Regions from separate parts of the Mus musculus genome. Here all the other regions are linked to region 1. Evidence: chromatin loops called from intact Hi-C (ENCODE). Cell type or tissue: heart. All regions are shown on one strand. Region 1 has its middle 13 kb from the start of Gm34201. Region 2 overlaps Parvb (parvin, beta). Region 3 overlaps Parvb (parvin, beta). Region 4 overlaps Samm50 (SAMM50 sorting and assembly machinery component). Region 5 overlaps Pnpla5 (patatin-like phospholipase domain containing 5). Region 6 has its middle 3.4 kb from the start of Gm34027. Region 7 overlaps Sult4a1 (sulfotransferase family 4A, member 1).

What was found. Hi-C counts contacts between places; a loop is a spot of excess contacts. Peaks named below come from ENCODE experiments on the same cell type or tissue, not always from the same donor. Only the 100,000 strongest peaks of a DNase experiment are listed, where the experiment ranks them.
Region 2: a loop joins it to region 1, with 6 times the contacts of the local background. A loop is called at or near these places in 18 of 42 quality-filtered maps.
Region 3: it touches region 1 in a loop (4-fold over the local background); 31 of 42 quality-filtered maps call a loop at or near these places.
Region 4: a loop joins it to region 1, with 7 times the contacts of the local background. A loop is called at or near these places in 21 of 42 quality-filtered maps.
Region 5: a loop joins it to region 1, with 3 times the contacts of the local background. A loop is called at or near these places in 12 of 42 quality-filtered maps.
Region 6: it touches region 1 in a loop (9-fold over the local background); 29 of 42 quality-filtered maps call a loop at or near these places.
Region 7: it touches region 1 in a loop (10-fold over the local background); 8 of 42 quality-filtered maps call a loop at or near these places.

The regions. Positions count from the first base shown.
Region 1 is chr15:84,612,284-84,616,283 of GRCm38, forward strand. No RefSeq gene overlaps it. Among named protein-coding and RNA genes, the nearest start is that of Gm34201, 13 kb to the right of the region's middle. In heart, no CTCF peak of the experiment used is centred here; a DNase peak (open chromatin) is centred at 2,128; H3K27me3 peaks cover 3,616 bases.
Region 2 is chr15:84,258,726-84,262,725 of GRCm38, forward strand. All of the region lies in intron 1 of Parvb (parvin, beta), which reads left to right. Among named protein-coding and RNA genes, the nearest start is that of Gm33723, 21 kb to the left of the region's middle. In heart, a CTCF peak has its summit at 1,784 (motif pointing right); a DNase peak (open chromatin) is centred at 1,796; H3K27ac peaks cover 1,150 bases.
Region 3 is chr15:84,282,291-84,286,290 of GRCm38, forward strand. It overlaps Parvb (parvin, beta), which reads left to right. Exons shown (of 13, transcript NM_133167.3): 4 at 472-574. Among named protein-coding and RNA genes, the nearest start is that of Gm22890, 39 kb to the right of the region's middle. In heart, a CTCF peak has its summit at 1,929 (motif pointing right); no DNase peak of the experiment used is centred here.
Region 4 is chr15:84,210,821-84,214,820 of GRCm38, forward strand. Samm50 (SAMM50 sorting and assembly machinery component) reads left to right here. Exons shown (of 15, transcript NM_178614.5): 14 at 217-358; 15 at 3,306-4,000. The coding sequence ends at 3,351. Among named protein-coding and RNA genes, the nearest start is that of Gm52212, 4.4 kb to the right of the region's middle. In heart, no CTCF peak of the experiment used is centred here; DNase peaks (open chromatin) are centred at 1,541, 2,141, 2,511, 3,851 and 2 weaker places; H3K27ac peaks cover 1,337 bases.
Region 5 is chr15:84,113,519-84,117,518 of GRCm38, forward strand. It overlaps Pnpla5 (patatin-like phospholipase domain containing 5), which reads right to left. Exons shown (of 10, transcript NM_029427.1): 7 at 2,103-2,229; 8 at 329-445. Among named protein-coding and RNA genes, the nearest start is that of Pnpla5, 7.7 kb to the right of the region's middle. In heart, a CTCF peak has its summit at 2,405 (motif pointing right); no DNase peak of the experiment used is centred here.
Region 6 is chr15:84,534,413-84,538,412 of GRCm38, forward strand. No RefSeq gene overlaps it. Among named protein-coding and RNA genes, the nearest start is that of Gm34027, 3.4 kb to the right of the region's middle. In heart, a CTCF peak has its summit at 1,731 (motif pointing right); no DNase peak of the experiment used is centred here.
Region 7 is chr15:84,072,114-84,076,113 of GRCm38, forward strand. Sult4a1 (sulfotransferase family 4A, member 1) reads right to left here. Exons shown (of 7, transcript NM_013873.3): 7 at 3,984-4,000. It also overlaps a transcript of Efcab6 not described here. Among named protein-coding and RNA genes, the nearest start is that of Efcab6, 8.8 kb to the left of the region's middle. In heart, CTCF peaks have their summits at 272 (motif pointing left), 1,996 (motif pointing right) and 2,873 (motif pointing right); no DNase peak of the experiment used is centred here; H3K27me3 peaks cover 3,833 bases.

The DNA.
Region 1 (4,000 bases):
GAGCCCCTTGGAGCTACTTTTGGGTCTGCTTCAGAAGGCAGCCGCTTGTCACCAGCTAACAGTCCCGAGTCTGTCCCATCCTTGGTCCTGGGTGTCCTTGAAGCTCTAGATCCAGAGGGCTCCTGGCTTCACACAGAATAAAAGCCAAAGACTACATAGGGTGGAGGCTCTGTGCAGCCTGCTCCTCAGGCCCTGGATAGCTACTCAGGGCCTTGCCTCTCCCTGCCAAGAGTGGGTGATAAAGAAGCCAGAACCAGTAGCACATTGTAGACCCTAGAGGAGCCAGCCTTTCCCTGAGCAAAATGTATGTGCCATGCTGGGATTCCAATAGTAAGGGTGTCTCCACACCTGGGTAACAAGGGGCACAAAGTGGAATGGGCAGGGCCAGGAAGTCTCATCTTGGGGGTTGGAAGCAATCATAAGGCTGTGTTTCTCTGTCCTCTGCCAGGATCATCTGATGGCGCTCACATTTATCAGGCCTGCAGTTAGCAGGGTAAATGAGGCTGCCGGCTCCTGACAAACATGGGGACAAGCGCAGGCTGGGTGGCACCGTGCAGCTTCAGTGCACCAGTAATTGCTCCTTCCTGGAAGCTGAAGAAGTGGAAGTCAGGAGGGGACCCCCCTGCCTGGGGTGCGGTGGGGAGGGGGAGAAGCCTGGGAGGCAGGTGGGAACCTGGGGAGGAGGGAGGGAGGGCTGGGAGATCCACCATCCATCCTGCTAGAAATACTGCCTAGAGAGCCTCTAGAGATCAGTGGGGGATGCCCAAGCCTCTGGCTCACAGAGTGACACCCGTGACTTTAATGAATCAGCAGCTGACACAGCATCTGCTAATGGCCATCCCTCCCCACTCCCTTCCCTGCCCATCCTTGAGGATCCTGGATGGGAAGGGCCCAGGATAAGGGCTTTGGAGCAGGCTCCTCCTCTTCGGGTTCTGACCAATAAGTGGCATCCCTGAATGCCCTAGGGACAAGAGGATCCTCTGAAGGAACAGCCTAGGAGGGTGGTCAGGGTAGGGGGGAGGTCCTGCCTCTACCAGGCTCATTTCTCTGCTAAGGCTGGGCACTTAGAAGGAGACCTATCCAAGGAGGGAGTATGCTGTATGGGGCAATAACCAGATGTGCCCTCCAGGCTCACCCCCAAGCAGGGTGCATATCAGAGGAGCCTCTCAGGAAGGTAGCAGCTGAAGGAAAAGGTAGGGACATGCATGTGGGCAAGAGGCTAAAGCCCTCCAGAAAGGAAGACCCCACAATGTGCTCCTATGCTCACCAGAGCAGCCCCTATCACAGACAAGGGCAGCTGAGAAAAGAACAGAATTTACAGGCAATCACAAAGCCCAGGCTCCCGAGAGTGAAGGAGAGACTGCCTCCTCACCTCTTCCTGTCCCCTTCTCCCCTAAGCCCAGGCCTCTTGCCCTATGTGTCCATGTGCACCGGATTGCCAGTACTCTGACCCTCAGCAGTTGGCACACAGCCCGCTCCAGACATGAAGGCAGCAAGCTGGGACCTTTTTCCAAAGTGAGTCACGAGTTGCCAAGAAGCTAGTAGAGGGAGAATATAGAGGCTGTTACCGGAAGCCAAGGGAGCATAACCCTGATGTGAGACCTGGGTCTCCGACCGCTCTTGGCCTCAGTTTCTCTACCTGTAGGATGGGATAATTACAAAATGAATTCTCGGGTGCCGGGAGGCTCCATGAGTCAATGTCTGAGACTCAAATTAAGAAAAGCCAGGTGCTGGGCAGATGTGGGGATCTGAGGAGATTGGGATGTTGCCATGGTGACAGGAGCTCCGCGTTTAGTGGTAAACATCTCCAACCCTCAGAAGCAGCCTCTTCACTATCTTCTGACATCTTGAAGAGAGGCACAGCCAGGGTGCAGCCACAAGTGACACTCTGGCCCAATGGGCTGTCCAGGAGCAGCCCAGTCCCTGCACAGAGACTCCAAGCGTGCAGGTAGAGACAGCACAGCAGTCGGCAACAGGGCAGGGCAGGACAGCAATGGACAGCTGGGATGGCACCATGCTCCCTGTGGCCCAATGCACTTGACTTTAGTAACCACGGAACAAGCAAGGGCTTTGCAAAGCTGCCCCACCTGTCAACTACACCAGATCCTGGCAAATGGACCTCATAGGCCTGTCCACATCGGTGCAAGGCTGCCCCCTACAGGTACGACTGGAGATTGCAGGGCAGATTGAAGCGCTACAGAGTCAGATGTAGATCTCTACACTCAGGACCAGTGCCTTCTGTAGGCACTGGTGTCTTGGCACTGAAGGTCCTGCCTGGCCCGTGTGTGGGAGGCACAGATGCCAGTGAGAAGCACAAATACAGCATAATCAGCAGGCAAAACTTTGAGGACAGCCAAAGCTAACCCCCCAGAGTAGAGAAGTCTTTCTGCCACCACCCCACAGAACCCCATGGTGAGGAAAAGAGGGAGAGAAGGGAGGAGAGAAGGGAGGACAGAAGATGGGAGGAAGGTAAGAAAAGAGAGAGGGAAGAAGGGAGGACTACTGGGGGTGCCTGGGGAGTTTCCCCTTGACTTCAGCCTGGAGAGACGTATGATGTGAACTCTCAGAAGTTTCGGGGAGACACAGCAGATGTAAAGGCCTCAGAGTGGCCCTCTGCCTGCCTGCTGGGATCAGCAAGATCTGGAGTGGAGCCATGATATTAAAGTTTCTCCCCAGGGAGAGACATAAGCAATGGCTTCCCCTTCTCCTAAGGCCCCAATGGTAAACTGAGGCGCAATTCCACCAAGGTTCTCTCTGGGGAGCCAATAAGTTGGCCTTCCTTACACAACACAGGTGAGGGGTTACATGCAGGGGTGTGGGCATTGCTACCCCCAACAGATAGCACCTAGACAGCCCTTACCCAACAGCTTTCCCTTAGATGCATAGATGGAGCCCTCTCCCCTAGTCTTCCTTGGTCCCTCTAGCCCTTCCCTGTTGTCACATGCAATTAAGGCAGAGTCACAAACAGCAGGTGATAGTCTGGATACTCAGGTGAGGGTCTTATAACTTTCCACCCCTCCATAGTGGCTGCAAACCGTCAGCAAGCCTTTCTGGGATCAGCCTTTTGCAGCAGAACTCCCCAAGATAACAGTCGCTTGGCTCAGAGGGCCAGTCACTCACAACGAGCCATCAGAAGAAGAGGTCAAGAGCCAGAGGTAAAACTGTGCCGGGCCAAGGTGCACATGCTGGAATAGCTGGAGAATGAGTGTCACAGGTCTGCCTCCTGCGGCGGTCTGCAGTGGCTGTGAGGGGAGAGATCATAGGAGACTACATCTGAAACGCAGACAGCGAGGAAGCGATTGTCCACACCAGGGGAGGCCCTACAGAAGCTGGACAGCAAGCAAGTCAGAGTTCTCTGAAGCTCTTTTCCCAGCTCTGGGCCACGGTGCGGACACCAACCGGGGAAGGAGGCCCCTGCAAGCCAAACTAGCAATCCCACTGGAAATATCAGAAGCTTCAAACCCTGGAGCAATCTCTCAGACACAAACACACCTGGAGTATCTGTGACCCAGCAGGGCAGGGAGAGCATAGAGCCCCTCCAGGACACATTCGCCTTTGATTGGAATTTCTGCACCAGCTTCCCCTCCGGCCCTGCCAAGTTAGAATGGGGGCAGGACTTCCGCGCAGTAAGGTCTCAGGGAAGCTGAAGGAGAGGATCTGGCCAGCACAGGGGTGTTCAGGTGCTCTCTATCCCTACTGTATCCTGTCCATCCCAGAGCTTGTAACAGCACAGGAACACAAACAGATAGGCAAACAGACAGACAGACAGACCCGGAGGCTCAGGTCAAACCCTCGAGCTAGGTACACGGGAGCCCCCTGAGACTAACTCCAGGAGAGTTGATGGACAGAAGAAAAGCAGGTATTCCCAGTGATCCTGTGAGGAAACTGGTCCATTTTATAGACAGTACAATTGAAGCTCTGGGAGGTGAAAGGAGCCCTCACCTACCTCAGCACCTGGAATATATCCGCTAAACCAGCAGTTCTCAACCTGTGGATCGCA
Region 2 (4,000 bases), 350 kb before region 1:
TGTCCACAGTTCTCAAGAACTTGTTACCCGGGGAATGGAGCAGAGGAGAGAATATGCTTGCCCTGTTGGTCAGGGGCCAAGGAGGTGGCCTTGGGGACAAAGCAGAGAAGACAAAGCTTCAGGAGGAGGGCGGCTTATGGGGCTCAGCTGTGGCTGCAAAGGGCAAGCAATTAGCACACCTCCGACTGCTCCTGTGAAAACTATTAAATGGCCAGGCAGTGTGGAAAGCTGGAGGTAGCCTGGTCCCCAACTGCCTTCAGGCCAAGGCTGCTGGGTAAACCTTCGGAGAGGCTAGCTCAGGGGAGGTGGCTTCAGGTGCTGCGGGTGGCCGTCCTGTGGTGTCTGCCCATAAAAGCCAATGCCTGTTGGGAAATCTGTTTTCTAGAAGACCCCCCACCCTGACCTCTGTGTCAAGGACCAGTGGCTGCCTTGCTGTGTGGATCAGGGAGGGGCGGTGCTCTCTACAGTGAGGTCAAACAGCTCTTCCTTTCTGTCTAAAGTTCTGCTGCTGAGTGACCCAGGCTTGTCTCTTTCAACAGCTCTTGAAAGGCCAGTGGGAGAGTCTATCTGGATGTGCAAGGCTTCTGGTAGCCACCCTCCTTGTTTGTTTTTTTCCTTTCTGTCTTTTTGAGACAGGGTCTCTCTATGTAGCCCTGGCTGTCTTGGAATTCGCTGTGTAGACCAGGCTGGCCTTGAACTTACAGAGATCTGCCTGCCTTCGGAGTGCTGGGATCAAAGCAACGTGCCCCCCATGCCCTTGTTTGTTTCTGTAGGACTGTGGCAATGAGGCACCAGAACCTCATTAGTTAGAACGGGAGTCTGTGTGTTGCCTTACAGCCCTGAACGTCATCAGTCAGGATCAGGGCTGGGCTTTCCAGCCTTCTGGAGGCTTCGATGAGTTTTCATCTCTGACCTCTTCCAGTTCTGAAAGGACCCGTGCTGTCCCCGCCATCCCCCCAGCCATCAGCACACTGCATCTCCCAGTCTGTCTCTGTTCCAGGCTTCTCTTCCTGCCTGGAGACCCCATGGGGTTGCTTGTACTACCCAAGCTAACTTCAGTATACATTCATTTTTTTCATCACAGAAGGGGAAGCACCATGCAACCATAAAAGATGTAGGAGAAAGAGGTCCAGGGAGTTACAGCGAGAATCCCCAGGCAGGAATGATGGCAGATGCCTGTAATCCCACTCAGCAATTGGACCAATGAGGCAGGAGAAGGCCTGTGAGTCTGAGGCTAGCCTGGGCTACGTATCAAGATTGTTCTCCAAAGACCAAAATAGGGAAAATAACTGCAAATAAATGATTGATTAAAGCTGCAGATTGCTGGCCCAGTTGCTCCTGAACTCACTGAGGATTAGCCAGCTGTTCTCTGAGCAGTTTGCTCTCTGCCTGATGCCCTGAGGAGCCAGGAGACAAGCAGGTGACACGCCTGCCCTTTACAGAAGTGATGGCAGCTAAACCTTTGGCGCAGATGTGCCAAACTGTGACAATGCCTCGAAGAAAGGAGCTGTCAAGGGAGGCCAATGTGTTGGGGAAGTGCGTGGGATCCGTGGGTTCCAAGAGTGTCAGGGGCAGGGAGCGTGTCTACATAGGCTCTTAGCCCTGGCTCCTCATCTGCCAAGCTTGCAGAGTCCAGTGCTAGTGTTCTGAGCACCCCTCCCCCCGTCCCCGCCCCCCAACCCAGGTCTTTGCTTTTTATCTCAGCCAAAGAAGATTAAACTGGACCTGCCTCCCGAACGAAGTCTCGTCAGACAGCCATAGTACAGATGACCACTAGAGGGCGCCATGTACATAGCGTTCCTGCTCTCAGCCCAGTTTGGGGGCGGGGGGAGTGGTTCTCCCCGTGGCAGGTGTACAGTAGAGCTCTTTTGTTGTTGTTGTTAATGGCTTAATGATTTAATCTTCTTATTTTCTCAGCAGAACCGCTTTGGACTTCTGGGTATGTGGGAACATTACCGATCAGATTAATTACCGCTGGTTCCACAGCTGGGAAGCGGGCCTCGCCGGCTCCGCTGAGGAGTGACTCTCCTGCTGCCATTTCTGCTCTCATTCCTGTTCTACACAGTGCATTTCTCTATCTGTATTGAGCTTGACCAGGCTTGTTCTGCCGCTTCGAGCGACCAGCAGATTTCATTCCCAGTCTGCCTTGGTGAGCAAGCAACCTGTATAGCTTTCTCAGAGGGATGGCACGATGTGTGTTCACCACCGGCAGGGAAATCTGCATTTTGCTCTTTTGCTGTTTATTTGTTTGTTTGTATTTGGGGTGTTGCACGCTCTTCTCTCTCCGAATTCTTCTGCACCTCCCCCCAACCATGATTAAAATCACTTGTCGAAAGGCAGTGGAATTGATTGAAAGGAAGTGGGATCAAAAGCAACCCTTCCTAAGTTGGGGACTCCAAGGCTTGCGGCAAAAGGCCTGCTGTGTGGCCTGGGGTTAAGAGTCATTGATCATCAGCACCTGAGCTGAGGGTCTGAGCCAAGAGAACAGATGATGATCAGGGGAGCCCTTCTGTGCGGGGCTGGGGTGTAGGGTGCAGCTTCAAAAGCAGGGAATCAAGTCATAGGGCTGAAGTCCTCTAGACTAGCCAGTATGCTGTGTGACTCTGCAGTGGTGACACTGGCTGGACATGGTGTCACATACTGTAGTCCCAGCACTTTGGGAGGCCCGAGGCAGGAGGATTGAGAGTTCCAGGACAGCCTGAGCCACCGGGCTGGCTAGTTTTATGACAACTTGACACAAGCTATAGTCATCTGGGAGGAGGGAACCTCAATTGGAAAAAGGTCTCCATAAGGTTGGGCTGTGGGCAAGCCTATTAGAGCATTTTCTTAATTAGTGATTGATGGGGGAGGGCAGTGATTAGTGATTGTGGGCAGGGCCATCCCCAGGCTGGTGGTCCTGGGTTCTATAAGAAAGCAGGTTGAGCAAGGCAGGGGAAGCAAGCCAGTAAGCAGCACCTCTCCATGGCCTCTGCATCAGCTCCTGCCTCCAGGTTCCTGTCCTGCCTGAGTTCCTGTCCTGACTTCCTTCAGTGAGGGACTATGATCTGGAGGCATAAACCAAACCAGCCCTTTCGCCATAGCAATAGTAACCTTAACTAAGACAGTGTCCAAAAGGAAGGACTAGGGACGTAATTCAATGGCAGAGCATTTGCCTAGTGTGTGTGAGTCCCTGGGTTTGACCCTAGCGGCAACCTGGGGTACCTGAAGTTGAGGTTCCAGCAGTCTCTGACCTTCCCCAGTGGCCTGTGCTGTTTGCTGGCCCTCACTGCTCCATAGCTGTGGTCCACACTTCCTTTCCCCCTGGACTGGGCCTGCATTTTCAGCTTTACCACAGCCCTTTGAGCTTAGATGGCCCTGAGCCTCCCATAGGCACTGTGCTGGTTTGAGTCTGACACCTGCTCTTTGCAGGGACTTTGGAGGGCCTGTGCCTCTGCAGCGTCGTCTGCAGCCAGGGATGAGCCATGCTTCATCCTGCTTATTCCCGTAGCCTTGGTGTGCATGTGCGGAGATCTTACAACCCACACCTCAGGAGCCTGGGCAGAGATTCCAGGAGCTTCCGAATTGGTTGAGCCTCGTCTTTAGGGTGGGTGTTTGACATCTGGGTCCTTTGAGAATTGGTGACGTTGGTACCTGCTCTCCGAATCCCCTGAGCATTGTTTGGTGAGGTCCTCTGCCCTTGGCACTGGCTTCCAAGCTGAGCCTTCCAGAACATGGATTTGACTCAGTTCTCTTCAGGTGAGCTCAGGTGAAGTGAGTAAGTGCCCAAATGTGGCCCAGCTATGTGATGGGGTGAGGAGTAGGGGCAGAGAGACTTAAATCTTATCCTTAGCCACTCTCCATGTAGCGGAAAGTTGTTACAACGGCCCTGTGATCCTGCCTACCTACTATTATCTGTCCCCTGTGGTAAGAGATGCGGTGTCCACAGCTGTTCCGTGAGGCTTTCCTCCCTGTTTCTCTGTCTGGATTGTAGGGACCTTCAGAACTGGAAGATGACTTCCGG
Region 3 (4,000 bases), 330 kb before region 1:
AAGATAAGGATTGTTTACACAAACTTGAGACAGGAGATGTTTGGTGTAAGCATTACAATGCTACGAAATGGGATCTGAGAGCAGAGAAATCAGCATTTGAATAACCCAAGGGTCAACTCAACCCAGTGTACAAGAATATGGCGCCTCCAAGCGCCCACTGCTCGAAGGTGCACCTGCGAGTTCTTCCGCTAGGAGATAGGTGTCATCCTCTCTACCCATGCTCTCTGCAGGTTCCCAGCCTACCCGGGTTCTGCCAGGCTCTGCTGGGGGCTGTTAGGAAGTCCTAGCTTCATGTATGGATCTAGTTCTCCACTCTTACCTTGGCCACGGACCAAGAGACACCTGTTGTCTTCCGTGGTCACCAGGCAGGTGTCTGGTAGCCCCTGTGCGTTTGGGCCGCTGCCCACCCGAGCCTGCTCTGACCCTGGCTTTATTTAGCAACTCTGTGACAATGCCTCTCACCTGCCCCAGGTACTTCTGGACTGGATCAACGATGTGCTGGCAGAGGAGCGCATCATTGTGAAGCAGCTGGAGGAGGACCTGTACGATGGCCAGGTGCTCCAGAAACTTCTGGGTGAGTGCCAGGACCCCGCCATGTAGCACCATCCTTCCTGCCCTGGGGCTCTTGGGAACAGACCCAGAGCTTGGCGTACACCTCCTGCTGGCCCCATCTGGGGTTTCATTGCTGTCCGTATCCATGGTTTCTTTGCTGGCCAGTGCATACCCAGCCTTGGGGCTGCAGCAGGTCATCTCGGATGCTCATGCAGTCATGGACCAAAGAAACAGCGTTCAGTGAGGATTCAGGCCCCTTATCTCATCTCTCAGGCCACCCGTGTTTCATCTAGTTATAAACACTGTTAGGATGGGGTGGGAGAGAGGGTTGATCTCCAACAAACCCATCTGAGAGGACATGTCCTTGTCCTGATTCAGAACATGTCATTGTCCTCATTCGTGCTTCCAGGCTTTATTGTCCCCCCAAGTTCTGGCTAAGGATGATTGAGTGTGTTCTCCAGAGAGATGGGTGGAAGGAAAGATGGTCAGGTGGACAGCCTCTCCATCAAATGATCCTGAGCCTCCCTGAACACTGGCTTCTAGGTCAGTGAGTCACGAAGCAGACATCGATCTACCCCGCCCTTCTGGAGCTGCAGTCTGTCTGAGCAGACAGTGACAGATGCTGTGGGTCTCAAGGGTAGTTAAAGGCCATACAGGTGCCATATGGCTAAAGTGGGTGGCCTTACAAAGCACTGGGGTCTGAGCCTCAGGGGGAAATGAGGGAAGAGTGGCTAGGAGAATGGAGAACAGAGTCGGTGGTGAGGGGTGGCAATGTTCACGATGCCTTACCCTGGGGCAGTGATTCATGCCTGTCATCCTACACCTGGGATGCTGAGGCAGGAGGATTGCTAGTTTAAGGCTAGCCTAGCCTACATATCAAAAGCCCCCCTCTCTCTCTCAAAAACAAAAACACCCACAATGGATGACAGTCTCAGGACCAGCTCTGATGGTGGCTGGCCCTGTTGTGAGCATGTCTTGTAGGCTATGCTGTCACCTCTGGCCACCTCGTTGCCAGAGGGAGGTGGTGAGGTATTGGCTCTCTGGCTTCCGAAGGCTTTTCTCTCAGCTGTTTGTCAGGTGCCTTGGGCACAAGTCGTGTTCGTTCAGGTCCTGTTTTTCCTTACCTTAGCAACCCAAGGGCGGGACCAGGGACTCAGCATCTCCAAATGCCTTTTTATCCAGGGCATTTTGCCCTGTTCTTTTCTGACTTCTTCCAACACCCCACCCCCACCCCCTTTTCTCTTCTGCCTCTTGGCTTGGGCATCTTGACCACTCTTCTAATTTTCTTTTTTTAAGCGTTTATTTGTTTTGATTTTATGTCATGAATGTTTTGCCTGCACGAGTGTCTACCACTTGCATGCAGTGTCTGTGGAGGCCACAAGAGGGCAACAGATCCCCTAGAACTGGAGTTTATGGCCGGTTGTGGGCTGTCTTGTGGATGCAGGGAATTAAACCCAGATCTCCTGAAAGGCAGCCAGTGCTCTTAACCACTGAGTCACCACTCCAGCCCTGAGGTGCTTTCCTTAGTGTTACCAAATACGCCTTTGTGCCAGGACTGGTGCAGAGTCCATCACTTTACATTGCCTAAAGTGCTAGGTTATCGGTGGTGATGGGGAAGGTCATGTCCTTAGACAAGGTGATGGCTGGCAAAAGAGGTGCTGAACATCTGGGTGGCCATGGTAACCCATCCGAGAAGCTTACGGTCCAGCAGAGTTCCTTGTACAACCTCAGAGGCAGAGGGTCTGTGGCCAGGCAAGCAGGATCCAGAGGCTGAGGCAGTTTTGTGAGCAGGGAAGGAGATTGGATCTAGAATTTGGCTGGGCTGGTAGACAAAGGGTTTCCTTCCAGTCTGTCACAAGAGCCACTAGGGGTTTGAACAAAGCCATACTATGACCTGTGTTTACAAAGGTCACTTAGGCTTTTGGGTGCAGAGTGGGTAGGATGGAGGGTTTGGGGTTGGAGCTGGGTGAGTGGTGTTAGCCGAGCCCCAGGCTTCAGAAATGGCCAGAGTGGAATACAGAGGTAGACTCAGGAATGGAGTGTGGAGGCCAGAGATATGGACGGGGCAGCTAGTGAATGGTGGGTGAGGATTTGGGTTGAGTCTAACTGTGTGGAGCCTGTTGCTGGGGCAGGAGTGCTCCCACCGGGGAGCAGCCACCTAGAGCTGGCATTTAGCACCATGGGACTAACCGTTCCCTGGAGTGGGGTTTCAAACTCCTCAGTGGGCTGAATACCAAATAGTCAAGAGTGAATGTGGATGTTTGGTTAAGAATACCAGACCTTAAATAAGGTTCTGTGGCTTAAAAATGAAGCTGATGAGATGCTGGAAGGGTGCTTGCCCTAAGCTGATGGCCTTTGATGCCTGAGACCTACGTGGAGCAAGCGGGGAACTGACTTCTGAAAGCTGTCCTTTGGCTTTTACATGCATGCTGTGGCACACATGCCTACAAAACACAGGCTCTCCCACACCTAATTAATTAGTTAATTTGGGGTGGGAGGTTGAGACAGGGTTTCTCTATGTAGCTCTGGCTGTCCTGGTACTTGCTCTCTACACCAGACTAGCCTCGAACTCAAAGATCCGCCTGCCTCTGCCTCCCAAGTGGTGGGATTAAAAGCGTGTGCCACCACTGCCCAGTTAATAATTTGATTTAAAGAATACGGCTGGACCATGAGGATGGTTTTGTAGACACCTAGGTTTTATCACGAAAACGTCAGAGCTCGGCTTTGCTCTACAGGCACTGGTGTGCTGGATACTGTGGTACACTCAGGCTTGGCTCTGTCTGCTGCCAGCTGCTTACCATATGTTCAGACGGAGCATCTGAGATGACTGACCCCCAGCTGAGGCTAAGGCTGCACACTGAGCTCTGAATGGTGTGCCACAAGGTCACAGTGGATGGGGCGGCTACCCTGGGTGGCCCACCTGCCTCCTTTCCAGGGCTTGGAGTGTGGCACCAACTTAACTTTTTTCTGACCCTTGGACATGGTGATTGGGATGGTGATGGCAAGGCATGCGTGTGCGTGCGTGTGTGTGTGTGTGTGTGTGTGAGTGAAGGTCAGAGGTCAGTGTCAGATATCTTCCTCAGTTGCTCTCCACCTTCTTTCTCGAGGCACAGTCTCTCACTGACCCTGAAGTTCACCAGTTAGGCAAGATTAACTGACCAGTGAGCTCTAGGGAGCCTCCTGTCTCCACCTCCGCAGGCACCCCCATCTGTGCCAAGATTACAGACAGGCATTGCCACACCCAGACTTTCCTCCTGGAGCTGAGTTCAGGTATTTTTGAGCCACCTGACTTGGGTGCTGGAATCTGAACTTGGTCCTCATGACTGAACAGCAAGCACTCTCAACCTCTGACCCCCATCCCCATCCCCACCCCACCCCCGCCAACTCACATGGCAATGCCTTTTCATTGGAGCAATCCTCCAGTTGGTGCTGCATCTCAGCATCACAG
Region 4 (4,000 bases), 400 kb before region 1:
CTGAGGTGTGGCATGGGCCCCGCTGCTCTGCTAGAAGAGCCTTTCTAGGCCAAGGGGCAGGGTAGCCAGGCCCAGAGAGTCGAAACCTTCAGCTGGCTGTGGAAGAGTCGGGTGCCCATGATGCCAGCCCCATACCTGTCTCCACCAGCTAGATCCAGCTGTAAGGGGCCCTGTCAGGGAGGGCCACACCTCTGCTCACCACCTTCACTGTTTCAGGTGAGGGCCCCAAAGCCCATATCCGGAAGCTAGCTGAGTGCATCCGCTGGTCCTATGGAGCAGGCGTCGTCCTCCGACTTGGCAACATCGCTCGGCTGGAGCTGAACTACTGCATTCCTATGGGCGTGCAGGGGGGCGACAGGTGTGTGGGCCACTGTCAGCTCTGCAGCTCATCGGAGCTTCTGTTGCAAGTGGTTCCGAGATGGCCACTTCAGTATAGGTCTGAACTTAAAGAGAGAATGGAGTCAACTAAAGAATGAGAGCATGCGGTCCGCTGCTGAGCTGCTCTTAGTTGGAGGGGGAAGGGAAGACCCACCCCTTCCCTGGAGCACTGCTGCTCTGCCTCAGGGGCTAGCCAGGGGAAGTGTTGACCCTGCTTGCTGGATGTGTAAAGCAGGAGAGAGCTTCCCTGTGCCAACCCTGGCCTGGGGCTGCCCACAGCTTTGCTCTGGGCTGGAGGACTCCACCCATGGACATGGAGCCATGTCTGTGTTCCTTGGGTGGGTTAGACCAAGGGCCATTCAGGGTTATAGAGAGAGCCTTACATTACCTTGTAGGCATTGTCTGGAGGCCCAGAGGGATTGTTATGAGCAGGGAGCTTTAGTAACAAAGCTCGGAAAGTCAGAGGTCCAGACATGATGGTGGGAGGCAGTTGCTAGGACACTGTACCTGGCTTCCATGGGACGGGCCACCTGCTGACAGGCAGGCAGCCTCACGGGGAGCCAATGCAAGCACCTGGCCTCTCATGGGCCCCTCTCTTGTGCCTTTATCCCAGACAGATCAATTCCCACGGGCCACAAGGCCAGATGCCACCTTGCCTTGTGGTAGGGCCTGGAATAGGTTACATAGCTACTCTGGCTCTGTTTTCCTGTGCAGAGACTAGAAGGCTTTGACAGACAGCTCTGAGCTTTCAGGGGAAATGTTGCATGTCCGAGCGGCCCTCCCGCTCTGCTTTTGTGTGGTCTGACTATGGTGTCTGTCACTCCCATACTGCTGTGTTGTACTGGCCCACTGTTCTTGTCTCTCAGTGTCTTCTGTCCACCACGCCTGCTGCCTACAGTCTGACCTGCCACAGTTGCTGATTGCACAGTGCAGTGAGGAGAGGAGGGCTGGGCCCTGGTGCGCAGCAGGTGCCTTCTCAGCCTGGGTTAGCTCTGTGCAGCCTACCATGTAGGTGGAGCTGAAGCGGAGCTGTGGCCAGCTGCCTTCACATACTGTGTTGGGGCCAGGTCACAGGGGTGTGGTGGGCTCCAGTGCCAACCACAGCTGCAGCAGCTCTCTGAGCAGCTCACCTCTTGTGGCCCATGCTGCTGTAATACTGACAGCAGCCACAGGGTGGCAGTGTGCACCAAGCAGTTCCTTCGCTCTTGAGCTTCTTGCTAATTGGCCCTTTAGCGAGTGTTCTTTACAGCTCAGGACCCCTCAGCTGCAATGAGTTAAATCCAAGAAGCATGTTTCAAAGATAAATTGAGAACATACCCTTCAGGAAGAAGAAGTCTGCTGTGCTGAAGTGGGGAAGACCCTGGCCCGGGTTTGCCTGGCAGCTGTTTGCCATTGTGATGGTGGCAGGCAGGTGTTGGCTGTGGGTAGTGAAGGCTGTCCAGGGTCAGCCTTGAACATAGAGATACCTTCCCTAGTGTGGTTTGCCTTGCAGCTTTGTTGGCAAGAGTGGAATTTGAAAACATTTGAGGGAAATGACCTCAATTTTATCATGTTTCTAAAATTAGGCAGTTGGCAGGTGGACAGTTGTCTGTAGCCCCACCCCCAGAGTTAAGCCAGGTGCTCTGAAACTGGCAATTGTGGCCTTTGCAAAGGGTGACAGTTTGAAGTGTTCTGACTTGTGTCCTGAATGATTTCTGGCACAGTCTTCTCTGGGACCTGAGTTCTGTCACAGCGTGACTCCTCAGACCAGGTCCCTGGAGACTCAGCAGTGAGTCAGCCCCGCTCCAGCTGTTCCTTGAGCTTCAGGAGGGACAGGACACCATCATTGCAGCTGGGGAGGGCATCCTGTATGTGGGTACAGCTGTCCTGGGGGAGGGGTATAGTATGGGTGGACAGAGAATGTGGGGTTGCTGAAGCCTTAAGGGAATGGCTTCTCACAAGTGCGCCTCTTTCTATTCTCCTCCCCCTCCCCCTCCCTTCAGCCTTGTTAATGTCTTCCTCTCTGTGCCTGTCAAGGGCTCTATTTGGGGCCCACGAGTGCTGTTTGCCCACACCTAGCACACCATCCAGGGTGGAGTGTTTGGGGGTTAAGAGAGGGTATCAGTGGACTTCTCGGATGACCCCTGCTAGGCCTGGTATAAGGGTGAGCACTGGCACCATGCAGCAGGAAGGCAGCCTACACCTGGCCTAGAGGTAGAGGCTGAGGAGGCCAACGGGGTCTGCAGAGCACTGATGGGTCCTGGCCCTGTAACTCTGGATGCCACCTCGAATACTCATGGGCATTGCTCTGTGGTGTGTGTCATAGCACAGGCATCTTTGACTTGCTTATCTCAAAGCTTACTTCTCTGAGGCAGCCGTGGTCCCTCTTATGTAGGCCGGGGCTGAGGGCACAGGTGCACTGTGCAGCTTGGCTTGGGTCTTCAGCCTCCAGAGATTCAGCTTCCCTCCAAGCAGGAGGCTCCTCCCCAGGGCAGAGTGACTGCTTCCATTTACCTGTGCCTTGACATTCCAGTATGGCACAGCACTCAGAACTGGGTGTTTGGTGCCTGCAGCCAGTCCTGAGAAGGCCCACACAGGACATGGTTGAGCTAAGCTCTCCAGAGAGCACACCTGAGGTGACCCTTTATGTATGTCATCCTGGGTCAAGAAAAGGGCTGGCTGGTGGCTGGCCTCTCTGAGGCTGGGTTGCTTGGTCATTGTGAGGCCCAGGCTCTACTTGCTGTCCTGACAACAGGACAGTGCACCTTTGGGTGGGATGGAGCAACAGAGGGTCTTGGGCTCTATTCCTGTCTTTTCTCCTTTCTCCAGGGGCTAATTCCTATTAGCCTAGGGAACTGGGGGGGGGGGGGCAGGGGCAGGGTAGGGGTGCGTACAGAGCCTCTCGATGGTGTAAGGAGCGTCCTGTTGACCTCTCTCTTTCTTTTTAGGATTTGTGATGGTGTCCAGTTTGGAGCTGGGATTCGGTTCCTGTAACTTGAGTCCCAGGGGCAGCTTGGATGAGAAACAGGCATCTCCCAGGCTCCAAGCCTATTTGGAGGTGACACGGTTGAGTGCTTCTGGGCCGGAATCCTTATGGGAAATCACGTCAATAAATTTTAAACGCTCAGCGGTGTCCTGGATGTGGTCTGTTTTTCAGGCCATGCGTCTTTATGGACACATGCTTTTCCTGAGGACATGTGACAGTCTGACCTGTGCTGTCCTGGGCCTAAGGGCTTTCAGGTGACTTCTCAGAGCCTTTTCCTTGTAGACTCCTAGAGTCTACTGTTGGGACCCCACTTACCAGAAGTAGGGCTGAGCTGTGGGGTGGCCCTGAAGGACACTGACCTTGTCATGTCACAGGTTACCACCTCAGTGCAGCAGGACCTGCCAGTGCTGGTATGATGCTAGGATTCCGAGGCAGACGGGAAGTGCGCTGTCTGCTGATAGCCATGGCTGCTCCTGCCTGTCATGCTTGTGACTCAGGCTGCACAGCTATCGTCTTACAGGAACCTGCGATGTCCAGTGGGCCATAGGCTCAGGTGCTGCTGGGCAAGACTGACTGCTAAAGACCTCTGTGCTCTCTCTTCGGAGCTGGCAGGCCAGACTTCTGCCTCTGCTCTTTTAAGGACAGTCTTGTAACATG
Region 5 (4,000 bases), 500 kb before region 1:
GCTCACGAGGGGGTGGGGGAGGGAATGTATTCCAACCACAGAGCCATGATAAAGATCCCCAGCAGACTGGCCAGACTGGCTAGCGTGACTAGATCCCAGATACCGGATGGCACACACAGCACCCTCAGGTGGACAGACAGAAGGACATTGCATGTGTGCTGGGTACTGTGTGTTAAGTGCGGGACACTAGATGGATACTGTGCAGTAGGTGCTAGGTTCTGAGTCCTCTGATTTCGGTGCTGGGTTCTGAGTGCTGGGTAGTGAATGTGGGCATCATGCAAATACTCCAGCCCCTCTCCACATGACCCCCCCTCCCCTGCCACCTCACCTGCCCAACCTGAGAAGCCATGACTTGGCCATGGAGTAGACCTCGAGGGTGGTACTCTTCAGGATGCTCCTCATCCAATCCAAGTCATCTGGAGCCTCGGGTAGCCACTCCATCAGCCTGTGGGAGAGGCAATGTCAATTTCCCAGGGAGCCGTGGGATGGTGCCAGATCAGAGGTGAGAGGGGAGCAGGGCTGAGTGCCCAGGTTGAGCAAGATCATCTCAGGATAGCCTCACGGGGAATATGCATGGTAGGATGACCTGAAGTAGACTTTGAGCTTTAGGGAGGGATGGGGCTTGGGGTCAACTTCCACAGAGTTCCGGTGGGAAGTGTGTGGTGTGATGTTAGGTTGGAGGCTACTCTGCTCTGTTGCCTAGAGATTTAAAGGACCTCTCTGGGGCCCAGCTTTGCTCGCCTGCCAAATGAGGACCCTCTGCCGAAGTCCCTTCCCCTACTTATCTCTATCCATCCCTCTTCCTGCCCCTTGTGGGTCATAAGAAAGCAGAAGGGCAGACGCAGTGTGTTCTGAGCTGTCTCTGGCAGGCTCACACCATAGAGATGGCTAGATTTTACATTCCTTCAGCATCATTTCATCAGCTCGTGGCTTTAGCCCACAGCTCTGTGCAAGGTGAGTCTGTCAGCAGGAAGGTGTCCCCCAGCTTTGGGCGACTGCTGACCTGATCACTAGCTCCAGGCAGTACAACACAGAGTGCTGGGACTCACCATCACAGACTTCTAAGGAAGAGGTTTTTCAGAAGCACAGATCTCGGGTCTAGGGTTGGGGCACATGGCTAGAACCCCAGGCAGAGGAAATCGTGAGTTCAAGACCACTCTGGATTACAAAATCCTCAGGATTACAATACCACTCTGGGTTACAAGATTAGAAAGATCCTTTCTCCAAGAAAACACCAGACCTCCCTATAGCACCTCTGTGTCTTGCTGACCTCGTGTGTCTGTGTGTCTGGCCACAGTCACTCTCTAGCTTTCCCTATACCCTCCTCCCCTTGGGTTCCTAGGGTATGCTTGACTCCCTTCTGCCCCAGGACCTTTGCACGCACTACCCTGTCCACTTGGAAGGCTCTTTCTTCTCCTTTGCCTAACGGACTGTAGCTCATCCTTAAAACTATAATACAGATGTCATTGCCTTCCTTCCCTGAACAAACAGGTCTGAGTATGTGCCAGGCTAGCTCTGTGCTAGTATGGCTCTTTCTTAGAAGCTAAAATGCCCAGGTGATGTGGCCGGCTGTGAGCTGTGTGCTCCACCAGGCCAGGAGCCAGGTCAAGGTCAGCCTGCCTCTCTTGCCCCAAGCTCACACCTAGTCCTAGGTCAGCCTTCAGCAGCCAGTGAGTGAGCAAAGGAAGCAGCGTAGGCCACTAACCCAGCAGGGATACAGCTGCAGCCAGTCTGACCTGAAGGAACCCTGTTATTTAGGAAACATGCTATGACTTAGAGAGGTCAGGAGAGCGGGCCCACACCACACAGCCAATCTGAGGTAGTTCAGCTGAGAGAGTTGCCAATGGCATCATCACATTGTCACAGCAACTCTACCACGGATCAGAGGGCAGAAGGTCACAGAACAGTCTAAGTACTAGCCAGAATTCTGGGTAGCCAGCCACATCACCTCCCTTATCAGTTCTTTTGGTAGAGCCTACTCAGGCACTCCATGGGCCAGCCCGTGGCAACTAGTGCGGGGAAGGCAGGTACCTGCCATTTCTAGCCACCTACCCACCCTCCCTGGTCACAACCTCCCCCCTCCCCAGCCCAGGCTATCTCACCTCCTGCTCCGGAAGTAGGCATACTCGAAGGGCAGTGTACAGGGCAGTAGCAGGTAGGCCAGCACCTTCCCTGGCACTGAACACTGGACACGGGTCCAGAAGTCTCTCTTGCATGCCTTTCTCAGTGCTGCAAGACAGGAAGACACCCACGGCTCCTTTGTACCCTCAGGCTGTGAGGTTGTCTCCCCTAGCCAGCCCAGGTCACCCTGGAGCCACCAAGCCTTGTGGTCCCAGAAGATGAAGATAGTATGTGAACCTCAGCATCTCCATATGGATGGAGCCATAGCTGCCAGCAGGGGTCACCCTATACACACTCCGCTTAACCCACTGAGGCCCCCCCTACAGAAGACGAGACCAAGGTTCAGAGTGGTAGTTCAGAAGTGCCCAGTGAGAGTCTCTTCCACGAAGAGGCAGAGCCAAGACAACCTTGAGGCCTGCCAGGCTCTGGTTCTGAGCTCCATTTTCCTGGCCTCCTACCGGGAGAAGTCCATCACAGTGCCTTGGATAAACAGGCATCCCCGGGCCTTTCTCACAGCAATCGCCTCAGAGCAGCTGTGACCACAGCATCCTTGTTTGCCAGGCCCAGTTCCTTTATTTACCATGCTAAGCAGAGTGCTCCCACCCTGACTGATCAGGGCAAGAGCCAGATGGCCACTCCAGACTGCTGGTAACTCCTATCGCAGCTCTGATTGCAGGCAAGGAGACAACACCCAACTCCATCTATGCCCTAGTCATGGGAAGTGGGTCCCAAGCAGAACACTCCTCTAAGGCAGTGGGTGAGAACCTATGGTGTCTAAGCATCAGACTTACTCTCCCATTTCCTGCCCCAGCCAGCTGCAGTGCACAGGGGCAGTAACCACACCCCACTGATCCCAAATTCAGAAGCCTGGATGTAGGGCTCAGTGCAGACCAAAAGCCTTCTGTATATAAATTAATCTCTTACTTCCTCAGTGTCTCTTCTTGAACCTTCACTATCACCTCAACCTCTTTGGCCACTGCCCTCCCTCATTAGCTTCACTGCACCCCAGGCCTCCCCCCAGCTGTGGTTTGAATGAGAATGGCCTCCACAGGCACATATATTTGAATACTTGCTCCTTGGTTGGTGGAAGTGTTTGGGAAGGATTAGTGGGTGTGGCCTTGGAGGAATTGTGTCACTGGGGGCAGGCTTGAGATTTCAAAAGACTCCCAACAGGCTCTTGAAATTTGAGACAGAAGATCTTAGCTGTTTCTACCAGCATCACGGAACTATAAGCTAAATCAAACACTTCCCTTTTTTGCTTTTGTTTTGTTTTGTTTTGTTTTGTTTTGTTTTGTTTTGAGACAGGGTTTCTCTGCATAGCCCTTTCTGTCCTGGAACTCACTCTGTAGGCCAGGCTGGCCTCGAACTCAGAAATCTGCCTGCCTCTGCCTCCCAAGTGGGATTAAAGGCACACCCAGCCAAACACTTCCTTTTATAAGTTACCTCGATCATGGTATTTTATCTCAGCAATACAAAAGTAACCAAGACACCAGCTCTCTCCTCCTGCCTACCCAGTCATCCCCAAGTTCATGTCTGCCATCTTACCCTAACACTATGCTATGATCCCAGAGACCCACCAGCTCAGCCTCTCCAGCCCCAAGGCCTTTGCCCATGTGATGACCTCTGCCCAAACTCTCATCCCTCCTTCTTTGGCTAGCAGCTCCCATTGAAGTGTCTCTGGGATGCCACCTGCCATGTGTGCCTGTGTTCATCCCTAGGCACCTCAATGTGGCCTGGACACAGACCTGTCTTTCCCAGGCACGGGCTTGGGCTCAATACCCTAATGGCAGATAGGAATAGCTGTTAAGTTCCTTCTCTCAGGGCCTCAGTTTCCCCACTGATGAAATAGGTTGCAGTTAAGAGTGGATGACACAGAAAA
Region 6 (4,000 bases), 78 kb before region 1:
TTTCTCCCATTATGTCCCACCTGAGCAGACTGGCCTCCTTCTACCTGACTCTCCTACCGCACGCAGCCTGGAATTAGGTCTTTTTTCCAACCTACTTTGCCAGTGGACATGTAAGCTGGTGCCTCTGAGCTGTACCTGGTAACAATGTTGCCTTTTGGGAGCCTTTGTTTGCTGATTTAACCTTCCTGCTCTGTCGTTTTGTTTCTCTGCTTTATCCTCCCTGCATCTGGGAGACCCTTGAGTATTCCTTCTTAGAATCGGGTTTGATATGACTGATGGAGATTTGCACGTATCTTGTTGAGTAGAGGTTTAAAGTACATACTGTGGATTTTACCTACCAACCTCATTGTTGTCTATTCACCTTTTAGAATAAAATAGGGGCCCTTACCCCCCCTTTCATTGGCTCCACACTTCCATTTAGAATATAACTGTCCTAAATACATCTGTATACATCAAAAACCACTTGGGCAGTGGGAAAGGTTTTACTTTATCCCTGGACACATTTTAGGGCAGTCAAGAAAAGTCTCATTCCCTGCCTTTACTCAGCATCAGAGGCTACTGAGGATCTCCTCTCCTGCTGATCCACTTCAGGGTCCATTGACTATGATTCTGTTCATCTTCCTTCACTTGAGAATGGCCCCATTGCCCCTTTATTCCTATGGGATACTTTTGCTAGGTATAGAATTCCTGACTGTCCATACTGTCGAGAATCTCAGTGCTGGGCTACACAGCTCCCAGGAGGATCTGCTCTTTCTGGCTTTGTCACCCATGTGTGCCATTTCCTTCTTGCTGCCTTTGAGATGCCCACCCCTCCCCCCACCTCACCCTGAACCCATCTTTAGTTTGCAGATATTTAACTCCGGCTAATGTGTCTTGATATATATTTCTTTGGGCTTATATATCTGTAGGTGTTTGTCTTTCATCAAATCTGGGAAGTTCCCATATGTATTTTTTCACAGTTTTCTAAAGGAAGAGAGATTTATCTTAGTCATAGTTCCAAGGTCAAATCCTTATTTCAAACTCTCTCTTCTCCTAAGTTCCTAGAGGAAGGAATGATGGATCTGTTGTTGTGTTTTCATGGGCCCTTGAGGAGCAGTGCTTTTAAGATGGGCCCCACTAGGTATCCCTGGCTGTCCTGGAACTCACAATGTAGACCAGGCTGGTCTTGAACTCATATAGAGCTACTTGCCTCTGCCTCCCAAGTGCTGAGACTAAAGGCCTGTACCACCATCCTGGCCCGAGGTTCATCTTTTAATAGTTTTCATCTCCATGTGCAGACTGTGAGGGACTGAGTCTGTGTGTCTGTGGGGATTGAGTTCCTGTGTCTGTCTACTGGGTTCTTCCCCAGTCCTCTTCACTCTGTTGCTGAGACCAACCAGTAACTTTTTCTTCTGATTCTCACTCCTGGTCTATGATTTCCAAATGACTCTTCTTTACAACATCTATTTATTTGTGGGAGTCTTCTGTTTTCTTGTAATCACAGGGGTAGGTTACCATGGCTACTGTGCAGTCCTTGCCAGATACTTCAAGTATCTTTGTTGTCTTGATGTTTGTGCCTACCGATGTTCTTTTTTATTTGATATTTTCTTGGTTCTCAGCATGGCATATGATGAGATACATATATATATCATCATATGCCATATTATATATACATATACATATATAATAAAAACCATGTGTATATGGAGAAGGGGACAGTGCATATGAGTGCAGTGCCTGAAGTGGTCACAAGAGGGCAATAGATCCCCATGAGCTGGAGTTACAGCTGGTTGTGAGTCCCCTGACAATGGGGCTGGAAACCAAGCTTAGGTCCTCTGCAAGAGAAGCAAATTCTTCACCAATGAGCCATCTCTTTAGCTTCCACATGTGATTTTCAACATGTCCTAGACCTTTGGTGCATATGTTGCATTAGGAACGTAAGTGAAACTATTTTGTGTGACTTGGAATAATGTGATATCTGTAAAATAGGAGCTTGCCACCAGCTAGCTCTCAGATAGGCGTCAGAAACAAGCCCAGGACAGGCCTTGATATGCTAATGTATGCTAATGGTATACTAATAATATGCTAATAAACCACCCCCAAGATGGTGTTGATGTGCTAGTGAACCAGCCCCAAGCTGAGAGCCCTGATAGCACAAAGCTACCACCAACGACAAGATACAAATATTGGAACTTGGGGGATAATCTCTGGGATCCCACTGCCATGTTCCTACTACATGGCTTCTCTCTTTATCTCCTCTGTGATGATCAATGAGGTGACAGGAGATTTTGTGTGTGGCTTTGGCTTCCGTGAATGCTGAACTTCCGGCACTGGCGACAGGTTTACACATGCCCACCACTCAGCGCTCAGCGCTAGCCACGAGCCAATGCTTTCAAGGCCCTCGGATCAGTGCCATCCTCCCAGCCTGCCAGAGCTGAAGGAGTTTATGGCAGATGGAGGTCAACCCTGCAAGCTTCCAAATCATCCCCAGTGGAACCCTGCAGCAGCGTATTCTCTCCAACCAACTGTCCCCTCTGCTTGCTTAGATGTCAGTTCACCTTTTGTATTAGAGTGTGTGTTATCATCAGGTATGTTTGTGTGAATAAACGGAGCATGTTCAAAAGTCAAATCTTGTGTGGACATCCTCACCGCTGAGCTCCTCACCGCCTGTAGGCTATCCTCATCCTCATGATGGGACTCTGAACCTTGAAATCTAATGTGTAGGATGCGTAGGGGTGTAAGGCCCTGAGCTTGTGGGGGCCAGAGTGACCTGTCAATCTTAGTTGAGAGACACCTTTACACACTGGCTGCATCTGCCCACCAGTGGAGAGGAGGGGGTAGCCAAACCGAGTCTTGCCCTTATTATTTTTCAGTTCTGTAACTTTAGAGTCACGGTTTCAGTTCTCCCATTGTGCTTAGCTTCCGGTTCTTCTGTTTTGTCTGTGACATCTGCAAAGACAGCTGTCGGTAGCTCCTTACCCCATCGGCGTCCCTCTAGTCTGTCCTCCTGTGTACATGGAAGATCTCTCATTGCTGTCGTCAGCCCATGGTGCTTCTCGGTGAGGATCTCTTATGGATCGTGCTTGGACTTATTAATGCATGGAGTTTCTTCCTCTTGATTGAAGCTGTTAGTTTTAGAGTGAGACTCAGTTCAAGGAAGTCACAGAGTGAGAGCTGCCTCCAGGCAAAACATTTATTAATGGTGTCCGCAATACAACAGAGAGAGGAGCAAAACCCTAGCCCGCCCAGAAAAAGCAAAAGGGTGTTTCTGTTTTTTCTTATTATTAAATATTTTTCTGTGGAAATTTTTGCATGCATATATGTGTATGTATGGCGTGCACGCCTGGTGGTCATGGAGACTAGGAGAGGGCACTGGATCCCCTGGATCTGGAGTTACAAAGCTTGTGAACCACCTTAGAGGTGCTGGGAACTGAACCTGGGTCCTTTGAAAAAGCAGCTGTTACTCTTAACCACTGAGCCCCAATGGGGCATTTCTTCCAAGGTCCCTTGGGAAGGGGGTGGTGACAGAAAAGTGGGTCTAAAGTCACACGACATCATGCTCTTTGTTCAGGTTGGACAGGTCTTTGGAAAGTCATAAGGATGTTTCTGATTAAGGGCCATGGGGAAAATTCCAAAGAACACTGGGTTTCCTTTTGGTGCGTGGCTCAGCGAGTGCTCAGCCTCTGTGCCTGACCGGTGGGCATGTGTGAACGCGGCACCAGCATCCGTGTTCTCCGGTCACTGGAGCCTGTAGCTTTCTCATTTAGGGCTTTGTTATCTGGAAGCCCCGTCTCCAAGATGGGCAGTCTCCCTTTCTAGGTGAGCAGACAGAACCAGCTCTCCTGGAAAGATGGAGGGAAGTTCAAGACGGCTCAGGCTTAGCAGCTTATGGGGTTCAGAAGGGCCTCCCCAAGGTTTTAAAAACAATAAGCAATTTCTGGAGAGGACTTACTGGTGATATGGCCACCCCTGATTTACCAGTGCTCCTCCTTAAGTAACCCCCAAACACTCACTGGTTCAT
Region 7 (4,000 bases), 540 kb before region 1:
AGACAGAATGCCAACAGTAAAGATGGTGGCTTCAAAAAATACAAGATGCTGGGGACCAGAGAGATGGCTGGATGGACCAGAGTCCATAGAGTGTGTGCGTCACAAGCTTGAGCACCCACAGCCCATATTAATAGACAGACAGACAGACAGACAGACAGACAGACAGATAGATTAAAAAAAGCCAAGTGCAGAAGTGGAAATAGCTGACTTCGTAGGGCTCTTCTGGTTCCTCAAAAACCATTGTTAACAGAACACGAGCTCCCTCCTGTGGCAGGATTCAGGGCTACAACTCACACTCAGAGTCAACACCACGCCAGGCTCCAAGCTTAAGCCCGATTGTCCTCTGATGTGAGGAGCTGGCAGAGGACCAACATGCCTCAGAGACCATGACTATGGCCACATTGAGTGGCAGATGTTTCTGGGACTGGCTGTCTCCTGCTGGCCCCATCCCCACTGGACAGCCGTTACAGTCCTCACGCTCGGCTACCCTCTCCAGACCACTGTGCCAAAGTCACAGGAGACTCCCGGGGCTGCACATTGGGACTCTTTGTCAGAGATGAAAGTTTTCTCCTTGTGGTCCCAAGAGTGTTGGAGAGACTACGGGACTCTAGGGGGTAAGGGAATAGCATCCTCTTGTTTCCCTAGGCTGTCCCATTCCCTGCTGGCTCACCCGTTTCCAGACTCTGCTCCTGCCTTTTGTTTACACCCAACAGTATCTCCACCCTCCCAGAGGTTGCTAGTTCTGAGCCTTCAAGGTACTTGCTCTGTTCCTCGCTGTGGCTCTTCTCATCTGTTCCTCGAGGAGTGGTTCTCAACCTGTGGGTCGCCGTCCCTTTGACAAACCTCTGTCTCCAAAAAATACGTACATTGCAACTGATAACCATGACAACAAAAATAATTGTATGACTGGGGGTCACCACAAGTTGAGGAACTGTATTAAAGGATCTCAGCGTTAGGAAGGTTGAGAACCACTGCCCTAGAAGAACAGAGAAGGGGATTGGAAGTGAGCAAGGATCTAGAGAGCAGAATGGCCACAACCGTCCGCAGCACTCAGCCTTACCATAGCAGGTGCTCCGCAAAGGACTTGCAGGGGAAGGGCTGGAGGCAAGAAGGACCGTGAGTGGCTCCACAGCACTGAGTTCTGGGCGGAGACTTGGGAGGAGGGGCACCAGGCACAGGCTCCACCTACAAGGATGGGAGGGTCTTCCTTGGTCATTGGGAAGGCCAGGAGCCAGCAGCTCGTTCATCCTGGGCCTGAGTTAGGAACTTCAGCCTCTACCAGCTCAACAGCAGCAGTACAGAATTCTGGGCTCTGAGATGTGACGATATTCATTCATCAGCTGCTGGTTAGGCAGCGCATCCCTGCTCCCAGGGCAGTCGCGTCCACGCGGGAAGGGGGATGCCAGGAGGTGATGCAGGTGTTAGGAGGCAAGCAGGGGTAGAAGTATAGAGGAACCAAGGAATCAATCCAGTGTAGGAAGGGATGCTGCCTTGGTGGAGGTGCAGGGCTGGGCAGCTCAGGGGAGGGAGGTGAGGATGCTAAGGGTCGTTCAGGCCGTATGGGGACATCGTCTGCCAGGGGGATACAAAGGACTCCTCTGAGTTGAGGCGTTGAAGACATGGGAGCACTCAGTTTCTAGGGTCAAAGGTCATTCCATGGCTATACCCAGACTGAGGTGCCACCCTGTCCTAAAACATGCCGTATGCAGTGTACAGTGATGGATAACATTCTGGGAAGGGGATACCAAGCTCTAAGCAGGGCAGGGCTGACTAGCTACACAGAGGACTTCCTGCGTAGGAGCCACACACCCTCCGCCACTATTAACAAACAAGAAGGTGGGTAAATCCATCTCCCAGGAGATCCCTAGGATGGGACCTGCTCTTAGTGGTGTATGTGACCACATAGGGTGGTGGTGTCCTTCCCACCCGACTCCCACCTCTTGGGCTGTGAACAAAACCACAAACTAAGCCCAAGCTGTGAGATGACAATCCCACTACAGCCACCAGGTGGCGCTGGCTGGCCTGCAGTTTGGGGATGGGCAGAACCTGCTAGGTAAGGGTTTTCCTTTACTTTTTGTTTGTTTGTTTGTTTTGGATTTCAGAGAGTCTCAGACTGGCACTGAATTCATGAGCTTCCTGCCTCAGGCTCCCCACTGACGAGCTGGCGTGGGGGGGGGGTGGGGGGGGCGGGGGGGCGGGGGGGGGAGACACAGTGCCGGGCCGGGTTTAGGGAAGGTTTTCTGTATCGTATTCAGCTTCCAAAGTGGTCCCCCTCCTGGTGGTGTTCCAGGCGATTGCAGAGTGAGCAAGATCATGCCTTAGTAGCTGACTATATAAAGTATGGAAGCCTCTTAGGGGCAGAGAAGCCCGGCACACCAACCAAACTGGTGAGGCAGAGTAGGAGAGAGCTCAGGACTCCTCGGCAGGAGAGCTGCAGCCGCCTGGGCTTCCAGTCCTTAAGGAAGAGCTGACACCTCTGCTGCTCCCCAAAAAGACTTTCTGGGGACTTCCTCTGTGAACCCAAGTCAGGCTACCACTGACCTGCACTCCGGGCCTTACCACAGGGGAACAAAGGAGGGTCCTTCTATAAATACTAGCCTGTGGCTCCACCCTTCTATTTGTTCTGCTCCTTAATCACAGTCGAGCTCAACGCTCCGACATCAGCACAGCCCTTCTCCAAATCCACTCAAGGTACAAGGAACCTCTAAGACACGGGCCCTGCCCTTACCCTCCAGCCTGAGTGGTACAGCTGGGGTGAGGGGCCCGCAACCTCACAGGAAACTTCTCAGCAGCCAGGGAGCCCTAGAAAACACCCTCCCGGTTAAACCTCCCGGGGCTTCCCCAGGCTCTCATGCTCTAGGGGGCGCTCTGTAAGCCGATGTCTGGCTCACCTCCATACAACCCCTGCGCAGGACATGCCCGCCCGGGAGCTTGCCAGCCCTGCTCTCCCCCAGTCTCCTAAGCCCAAGTCCTCCGTGTGAACTTACCGGCTGTGACATCAGTCTTTTGGGAGCTGTGTGTGTGTGTGCGCGCGCTGTGGTGTGCATACATGTTTACATGCATATGTGTGTGGGTGCACGTGTATACGTGGGGGCAAATGGTTGATGGCCGGTGTTCTCTTTGCTTGCTCCCTGCATTATAAGTTAAGGCAGTCTCTCACTCAGCCTAAAGCTCACCAATACAGGCTGGCCTAGCTTATCCTGTGAATCCCATCTCTACCTCCTAAGTGCTGGGATGACGGGTGGCTGCATTCACATACTGCTGAGTCCTTTTTGGTACCCCACGGGCTCTACCCACTGAGATATCTTGATCTCAACAGCCCCATGACATCGCTCCCGATCCTGAACTAACCCTTGATTCATTAATGAGTCTCCTTGACTCATCCCTGACTGGAACTAAAGCTCGGGGAGGCTGGGTCTTTTCTTGCTGGCACAGCCCCACGGCAGCGCTGAGGCCCCTGCATAAGCTGAGGGGTGATAGGTAAGGCAGGAAAAGGGCTCTATCACCCTGCTTCCTCAGGGCTCCCTAGTGTGTGTGCGCCAGTTTGGAAATGACTTAAGGACAGATCTTCTAAGCACAGCACGGGGACACAAAGATGACTATCCGGAGTTTGCATTTGCTCCCATAAGGCTGGGGAAGAGAGCCAGGAAGGACTTGATCAGTCTCCATCCCACCATGCCCTGGGCTGGAGCCAGAGGCAGACCCAGACTGCAGAGGTGGAAGAGATCTACAGGAACACCGGAATCTCTCACCCTTACTTTCACTTCCAGGTCAAAGGTCACTGAAGTAGTATATAGGCTTCAACTCTCACTGAAGTTTGCCTGGGGTAAAACAACCAAATTCTGCCTCATCAGAACCCACTCCTGGCGCTTTCCCACTGTAGCCACGCCCAGGGGACAGGGCAGGAATGGGGCTCACACTCCTTTGAGGAGAACGCTCAGGGACCCTCCCCCCCTCCACCCAGCACACAGACAAAACACACAAACAGGGGAGGTGTCTT